Regions from separate parts of the Homo sapiens genome. Here region 1 is linked to region 2. Evidence: read pairs that join two places in POLR2A ChIA-PET (ENCODE). Cell type or tissue: PC-3. All regions are shown on one strand.

Region 1 (4,000 bases), 78 kb before region 2:
ATAACTGGCCGGCGGGGGCAGTAGGAAGACGTCAATCAAGGAAACAACATTATGACATTTGATAGTATAGTATCTGGAGTCATTTCAAACATGAACAAACAAGTGTGTGACAGTGTTACCACTGCTATTGGCGATGGAGGGGAGAAAATTCGTATGTCTTTATTCTTTCACTCTGAAAGATGATCTATAAAATGGCCTTTCTTAAGTTTTTGTATGATTCTAGCCCTTGACAAAGATTTTGGAATATTTTTATATATGATTAGCTCTGGCTATTCTGTTTCAAAATTCTGTAGTGGAAAAAATTAGTTATTAATGTCAAAATTGATTAGAGTGATACTATTATTGAATATACTGATCAACCTATCTCCAGTAAAACTGAAGAGTTTAGGCCGGGCATGGTGGCTCACGCCTGTAATCCCAGCACTTTGGGAAGCTGAGGCAGGTGGATCACCTGAGGTCAGAAGTTCAAGACCAGCCTGGTCAACATGGTGAAAGCCTGTCTCTACTAAATATACAAAAATTAGCCGGGTGTGGTGGCAGGCACCTGTAAATCCCAAGTACTCAGGAGGCTGAGGCAGGAGAATCGCTTGAACTGGGAGGCAGAGGTTGCAGTGAGCCAAGATCGCGCAATTGCGCTCCAGCCTAGGCAGCAACAAGAGTGAAACTTTGTTCAAAAAAAAAAAAAAAAAAAAAAAGCTGAGGAGTTTAAGATACAGAGCCATCGTAGTATCCAGGTATTATGCCAAGAAATAGTGGGACCGCTCTTGCTGTCTCGGGGTAGCTTCGCTGCTCCATATATATTGTAACTTCTTGGCTCCAGGGGCTACCACCAACCAGCGTGATCTCTTAGAACCCTCAGTCTGAATTCCTGGCATAAATCTGACTGCCCTTATTATTATTATTATTTTTCCAGATAAGCCCTAGCTTGTTGGCTGTCCGTGGATGGCTGCCCTGGGTTTAGGTACCGTTCGCCAGTTCAGTTAACTGTAGCTGGGATTGGGAATAGCTGGGAATCATTTAATTGGTTGCCTACTCCTTAGGGCTGTGGGTGTCTTCATCTTTGGAAAAGTGTGATGAGACGTGCCATGTTTCCCAGCATTGATTAGCAGTTGTGTTATATTTTTGGGAATAAAATTATGTATAGAACAGCGGACTTGCAATTGATTATAAGAGAGTCCAAGCTCATTATTTCTTATTTCAGATCACCCTGAGACTATAATGGAAGAAGTGAAAATAAAGCCACCTAAACAGCAACAGACGACAGAAATTCATTCTGATAAATTATCTCGTGAGTGATTTCAAACCTACCTAGATTTGCTGCTCTCTGATAATTTCCTAAAAGAAGGAAATAGTCATCAGATATTAAATATTTCTAAAGCATGGAACATTACCCCAAAGAAATATTTTTCTTTTTCCTTTTCCCTTAGAATTTTCTCTTATCTATTGATAAGCTATTTTCCTTCCAAAGACTTTTTCGTTTTCTTAAGTTTAGAAATTCTAAGTGCATTCTTTGTTCCTAGAAGGGTGAAAAGAAGGGGGAGAGGAATTAGCTGTTGCTAGTGGAGACTTCATCTTGATGTCCTAACATGTGTAAGACATGCCTGCTCTGTTTCATAGAGGTAGTCCCAACTCCAGCTTTTAGAAAGGAATAAAAGTAAATTCCTATTTCTGTTGCCAGGTTGTTTCTGGTAGGCAAAAATCATTAAGTTTATGATGAACACTCATTAAAGTCTGTATTTTTCATGATTTCTGTTTCATGCCAAGATTATTGTGATGTTTATGTTTTAAAAATATTTGTTTTATAGAGATTGTATGTTTGTTTTTCCTATAATGATGTCTTGTTTTGTTTTGTTTTTAATAGGATTTACCACTTCAGCAGAAAAAGAGGCAAAATTAGTTTATAGCAATTCCTCCTCTGGTCCTACTGCTACTCTGCAGAAAATTCCCAACACCCATTTGTCATCTGTTACAACCTCTGACCTCTCTCCAGGGCCTTGCCACCATTCTTCTTTATCTCAAATTCCTTCAGCTATCCCCAGCATGCCTCACCAGCCAACAATTTTACTGAACACAGTCTCTGCCAGTGCTTCTCCCTGCCTACATCCCGGGGCACAGAACATCCCAAGCCCTACTGGCCTGCCACGCTGTCGATCAGGAAGTCACACCATTGGTCCCTTTTCTTCCTTCCAAAGTGCTGCACACATCTATAGCCAGAAACTGTCTCGTCCCTCTTCAGCAAAGGCAGGTGAGTGAGAGAACGAAAGACAGTCCACAATGTGAGCTCCTCCCCAGCCCCAATAAAGAAAGGATGTCATCTCTTCCCTTTGCCTTTTTTTAAATTTTGAAATGGAAATGGACACACACTGCATTGTTCTGACGTGACTAAAGAAGACTTTTGCATTGCATCCAGTAGCATGCCTTCATTGACACAAAGGGAAACAGGACTTCTTTTAGGTACTGGAGATAAAGAGATGAATCTGACAAGGCTTCTGTTCACTAGGAGCCTACAGCCTAGTCAAGAGATTTCCTGTCACAGATAACCATCTATGAGTGTGCTATATGCATTCTCTGTGCTTCAAATAGTTATTCCCAACATCAGACAAGTTAGTTTTTAGGCAAGAATGACCTGAATAAATAACCAAAGAATTCTTAGAATAGGTTATATCATTTTAACTGAAATAGACCTATAGTGTCAAGTTTGTCCTCCATTTTTTAATAACAGCTTTATTGAGATATAATTTACATTCTATCAAATTCACCCTTTTAAAATGTACAATTCAGTAATTCAGTGGTTATATATATATCTATCTTCACAGACTTGTACATTCGACACCAGTATCTAATTTTAGAACATTTTCATCATCTCCAAAAGAAACCCCATACCTGTTAGCAGCCACGGTCTGTTTCTTCCTCCCCCAAGCCCCTGGCAACCACTGATCTACTTCTCTGTTTTTACAGATTTGTCTATTCTGGACATTTTTATATAAGTAAAATCATATAATAGGTAGTCTTTTGTGAATGGCTGCTTTCTATTCTGGACATTGTATATAAGTAAAATCATAATAGGTGGTCTTTTGTGAATGGCTGCTTTCACTTAGCATAATGTTTTTCAGGTTCATCCACGTTGTAGTAGGAACTTCATTCCCTTTATGGCTGAATAATATTCCATTGTATGGATATACCACAATTTGTTTAGCCATTAGTTGAGGGGCATTTGATTTGTTTATACCTTTTGGCCATTATGAATAATGCTGCTATGAACATTTGTTTGTAAGTTTTCGTGTGGACATATGTTTTTATTTCTCTTGAGTGTATAGCTAGAGTGGAATTGTTGGTTCATATGATAACTTTTTGTATTTCCTCTTTTTGAGGAACTTCTAAACTGTTTTCCAAAGTCGCTGTGCCCTTTTACTAACAGCAATGTTTGAGGGTTCCAGTTTCTCCCTGTCCTTGCCAAAACTATGAGTTGTCTCTGTTTTTGATTTTCACATCCTAATGGGTATGAAATAGTATCTCTTTTTTGTGGTTATGATTTGCATTTCCCTAATGGCTAATGATGTTGAATATCTTTTCATTTGCTTATTGGATTTTTGTATATCTTCTTTGGAGGAATGTCTATTTAAATTATTTGCCCTTTTTAAAATTCATATGTTTTCCTTTTTATTGTTGAATGTAAATGTTCTTTATATACTCTAGATAAAAACCCTTTGTCAGATAGGATTTATAAATATTTTTTCCCTACTTGATGGTTATCTTTTCACTTTCTTGAAGCACAAAAGTTTTAGATTTTAATGATGTCCAGTTTATCTGTTTTTTTTCTATTGTCACTTGTGCTTTTGGTATCATGTCTGGAATACTGTTGCCTAATCAAGTGTCACAGAGATTTCCTCCTTTTTTTTTTTTTTTTTTTTTTTGAGACGGATTGTTGCTGTGCCGCCAGGCTGGAGTGCAGTGGCACGATCTCGGCCCACTGCATCTTCCACCTCCAGGTTCAAGCGAT
Region 2 (4,000 bases):
ATGTAGTATTTAGAAAAATTTGCAATATTGTTGCCTATTTGCTACATATGTAAAGGGGAAATACAGCCTAATTCACTTTGAATCAGATGTTAAGCACAGAACCTTCCCACAGCTAATTCTCTTGGCTCTGTGTACTCTGTTGTAGAAGTAAAGTAAATCAATTAGAAGATATTTACGGGGCCTGTGTACAATATTATGTTTTAGCATTGAGCAAGGAAAAACACTAAATTTTGGAGAGAATGATTGAACCTCAAAATTTTTGGTAGGAGTAGAAAAAACATTATTAGAAAAATAGAATTCGTTGAGGTTCAAGAATGGGATGGAATTTTGCATTGAAATAGAAAGTATGAGATGCCTAGAAAGGAATATTTAGATATATAAACTTGGGCACCAGAAATCAAGGAAAGGCCAAGTTATGGTACACCTGGCCTCCGCTGTGTCAATCATTATAGCATTAGCATACTGCAAACCCCAAGGCTTGTGCTTTAAGTGTGAGAAACCATGGGCTGAGTGACACCCACTGTAACTCAAAGCAAGCAAGTTTCTCGTGGCACTTATTACATTACACAGCTGAGCATTTCTGCCCCCACCCAGTGTTGCAGTGTAAAAATGCCTGCCTCTTTGCTAAAAGCCTCTACTTGCTTGAGAAACTTCCTTTTGTGATTTGTAGACTGGGCTTATGTTACTGAGGAGATTAAAAACAGATTTCATTATAAAAGTTTATGATGTTCCAGTCCGTTCAATATGTGTGCAGTTGGAGGAACACATCCTTTCTTATCCATAATTCCTTATTTGATCTTCTCTTGCCCACTGTCCTACCCTTTATATATCCACAGACCCCCACCTCATATTCACACACCTGCAAACCTGTCCATGATCATCCCCACATAAAGGGGCCTGGTTTGGTTTCAGACTTTGATTTCTGATACACAAGAAGGCATTAAAGTGAATGTCTCCTGGGGATATTTGTTATTAAAACAGCTTTTAGCAAATGAACCAATCTAGCCAGTGAGATGAATTCTGATGTAAGCTTCATAGTTATATAAATACTGTAAAATCTAATCACTGAGTCTAGATTGCTTTCTGTAGCTAGCAACTTCTGTAACCAGCAAAGCAGGAACGAAAGCAGAACCACTGTTGATGGGCTTTCTGAACTTTAGTCCAGTTGTAACTAATAGTTTAATTCTGGATTCAAAGCAGCACCTGCCCTAATTGGTGTGGAAATCTCAAGGTTAGCCAGCTAAAGCAGTTTCTTCTTTTTCACCTGTTTCTTTCCTTTGTATTCATTTGTTCACTGGATCAGCCCACTCCTGCCTTGAACCTAGATACCTTTCTTGGTGGCTCCCCCTTTCGTTCACAGCTCACTCCGTTCCTTTAGCTGAGCCAGTAGCTGTTGAGTAGTTTTGGGTGTTTTATCTTCAGTAAGCTTTTCTCTTCCCTCACTAATGAGAAAAGAGATAATAGGTTCCTCAGGCTCCTCCTTTCCTAACGATGTCATCCTGTTTTACTGTCACTCAGCACCCTGCTTTGTGAATAATGTTAACATTTCACTAATGTATTGAAGTATTTATTTATATTTGATCAGTGCTCACCATGTTTCTCCATACGTCTAGAAGTCTCTTGGGAAAGATCATGCCCTTTTAACTGTCTGATAACATGCACACTGAGGCACTTCAAGAAGGATCACTGAAGATCAAATGTCGCACTCAGAAAACTTAATAGATAAGCTCTGAGCTTTTTGGTGTGTTCTCCAAGAAGATTAGGAGATGGTATACAATTGAGCAACTGAACTGTGGGAGCCAAACTGTGGGAGGAGATGAGTAAGGGATGTGACATATCAGAGGTGAGATTATGGGATAGAAAGCCGAAAGAATACAGTTCACGGACTTACCCTTAACGAGAGATTTGGAAATCTCTCTAAGAGAGTTGGGAAACCAAAGCAGAGGCCCGAAAAGACCAGGTTGTGAGGGAGGGCACAGGCAACAGAGGAGCATGGACTTCTGAGCTTGGCAAACATTTCACTTTGCTCCCTCCTTCAGTGCTCTGTTGAGTCATCAGGACCCAGGCTATAAATAACCCTATGTGGCTTTTAGGTGAGGACTCTGGAAGGTCTGTGTAGCCTCACTTCAGGGTTCCTACACCTCTGTCATTGAAATGACTTTAATGACAAAGGAAAGAATAACACTGATTTAAATCACTATGAATACTTTTCTCAATTTAGGCACCCTTTCATTTTTCTAAGCCCCCTTAACCAGGGTTTGGAGCAAGGTTGTTCATTATGAAAGTCTTATGTTTCTTCTATGTACAATTTTCCTGTCACTGTACCTAAAAAGGAAAAGAAATACAGTGTAATTAAAGATGGTCCCAAGAAGAATAACCAAAAGTGTTAAGGAGATGGAAGGACTGACAAGACTGTTCTCAAAAGAAATGAGACCTTTAGAAAATCATACTAAAATATATTTAGCATAAAATTTACCATTTTAACCATTTTAAAGTGTACAATTCAGTGGTATTTAGTACATTTATACTGTTTTGCAACTATTAGCCACCATCTGTCTCCAGAACTTTGTCATTATGCCAAACTGAAGCTCTGTACTCACTGAAAAATGACTTCCTATTCCCTAATTCCATAGCCCTTGATAATCACCATTCTACTTTCTGTCTCTAAAATTTGCCTATTCCAGGTACCTCACATAAGTGGCATCATATAATATTTGTTCTTTCGTGACTGACTTATTTCACTTAGCATAATGTCTTCAAGGTTCTGTACATGTGCTGCAGCATATGTCAGAATTTCCTTTCTCTTTAAGCCTGAGTAATATTGTATGTAGATTCATCTGTTGATGGACATTTGGGTTGTTTTCACCTTTTGCCTATTTTGTACAATGCTGCTATGAACATTGGTGTACGGTTATTAGTTTTGATTTCAATTCTTTTCTGTATATATCTACAAGAAAAATTGCTGGATCATTTGGTTATTTTGTGTTTCACTTTTTGAGGAACCCCTAAAGTGTTTTCCAGAGTAACTGTACCATTTTACTTTCCCACCAGCATTGCACAAGGGTTCCAGTTTTTCCACATCCTCAGCGACCCTTGTTATCGTCAGGTATTTTGTTTTAATAATAGCCAAATGGGAATGAAGTAGTATAAATGGGGTCTTTTCTACTGGGAAAAGTGATCTGAGAGGGGAAATGTAGGAGGCTATAGTTGTAAAGACTTCTGCTAGGAAGTACACAGACATGGTCACCAGAATCTAGAATTTGGAGCTGGGTGCAGTGGCTCACGCCTGCAATCCAAGCACTTTGGGAGGCTGAGGTGGGCAGATCGCTTGAGCCCAGGAGTTTGAGACCAGTCAGGGCAACATGGTTAAACCCCCGTCTCTACAAAAAAAATATATAAAAATTAGCCAGGCATGATGGCACACACCTAGAATCCCAGCTTCTCAGGAGGCTGAGGTGGGAGGATCACCTGAGCATGGGGAGGTTGAGGCTACGGTGAGCTGTGATTGCACCACTGCACTCCATTCTGGGCTACAGATTGAGACCCTGTCTCTAAATAAATAAATAATTTGGGCAAGGAAGATAGTCAAAGTATTTAACAAATACTATAACATAGCATAGGTACTGACTACTCAAAAAGGCCACCGGCCCTTCGCCTTCCTCAGGTGTACAGATTGTCAGCCTCAGTGGGGACCCTGTGAGGTAAATTTGGAATAATGAAAAAAAGTGTCTTCCCACACCATTTATGTTACCCAGTCATAGGGACATAAGCTCAAATATAAACAACTTCTAAAAAATATTTAGATATTTAACTGATGGGTGGTTGAGAGAAAACAAATTCTGTGTGATGAACCCTTTTCCTTTTGAAGTTGATGTTAGAGAAAATGATCATGCATCTGTTCCTGCCTTAAGTTAGCCCCCCATCCTGCATTGGAAGCTCTCTGGACTCTTCTTGTAGGTCTTCTGGCAATCACAGGGGAATGAAATTGCTATTTCAGTTG

What was found. ChIA-PET counts read pairs that join two places held together with the same protein. Peaks named below come from ENCODE experiments on the same cell type or tissue, not always from the same donor. Only the 100,000 strongest peaks of a DNase experiment are listed, where the experiment ranks them.
Region 1: POLR2A ChIA-PET joins it to region 2 with 8 read pairs; 6 of 35 experiments call an interaction of 5 or more read pairs at or near these places.

The regions. Positions count from the first base shown.
Region 1 is chr14:75,781,286-75,785,285 of GRCh38, forward strand. TTLL5 (tubulin tyrosine ligase like 5) reads left to right here. Exons shown (of 32, transcript NM_015072.5): 25 at 1,202-1,288; 26 at 1,862-2,245. Among named protein-coding and RNA genes, the nearest start is that of TTLL5, 120 kb to the left of the region's middle. In PC-3, no CTCF peak of the experiment used is centred here; no DNase peak of the experiment used is centred here.
Region 2 is chr14:75,859,395-75,863,394 of GRCh38, forward strand. All of the region lies in intron 28 of TTLL5 (tubulin tyrosine ligase like 5), which reads left to right. Among named protein-coding and RNA genes, the nearest start is that of TGFB3, 120 kb to the right of the region's middle. In PC-3, no CTCF peak of the experiment used is centred here; no DNase peak of the experiment used is centred here; H3K27ac peaks cover 2,661 bases.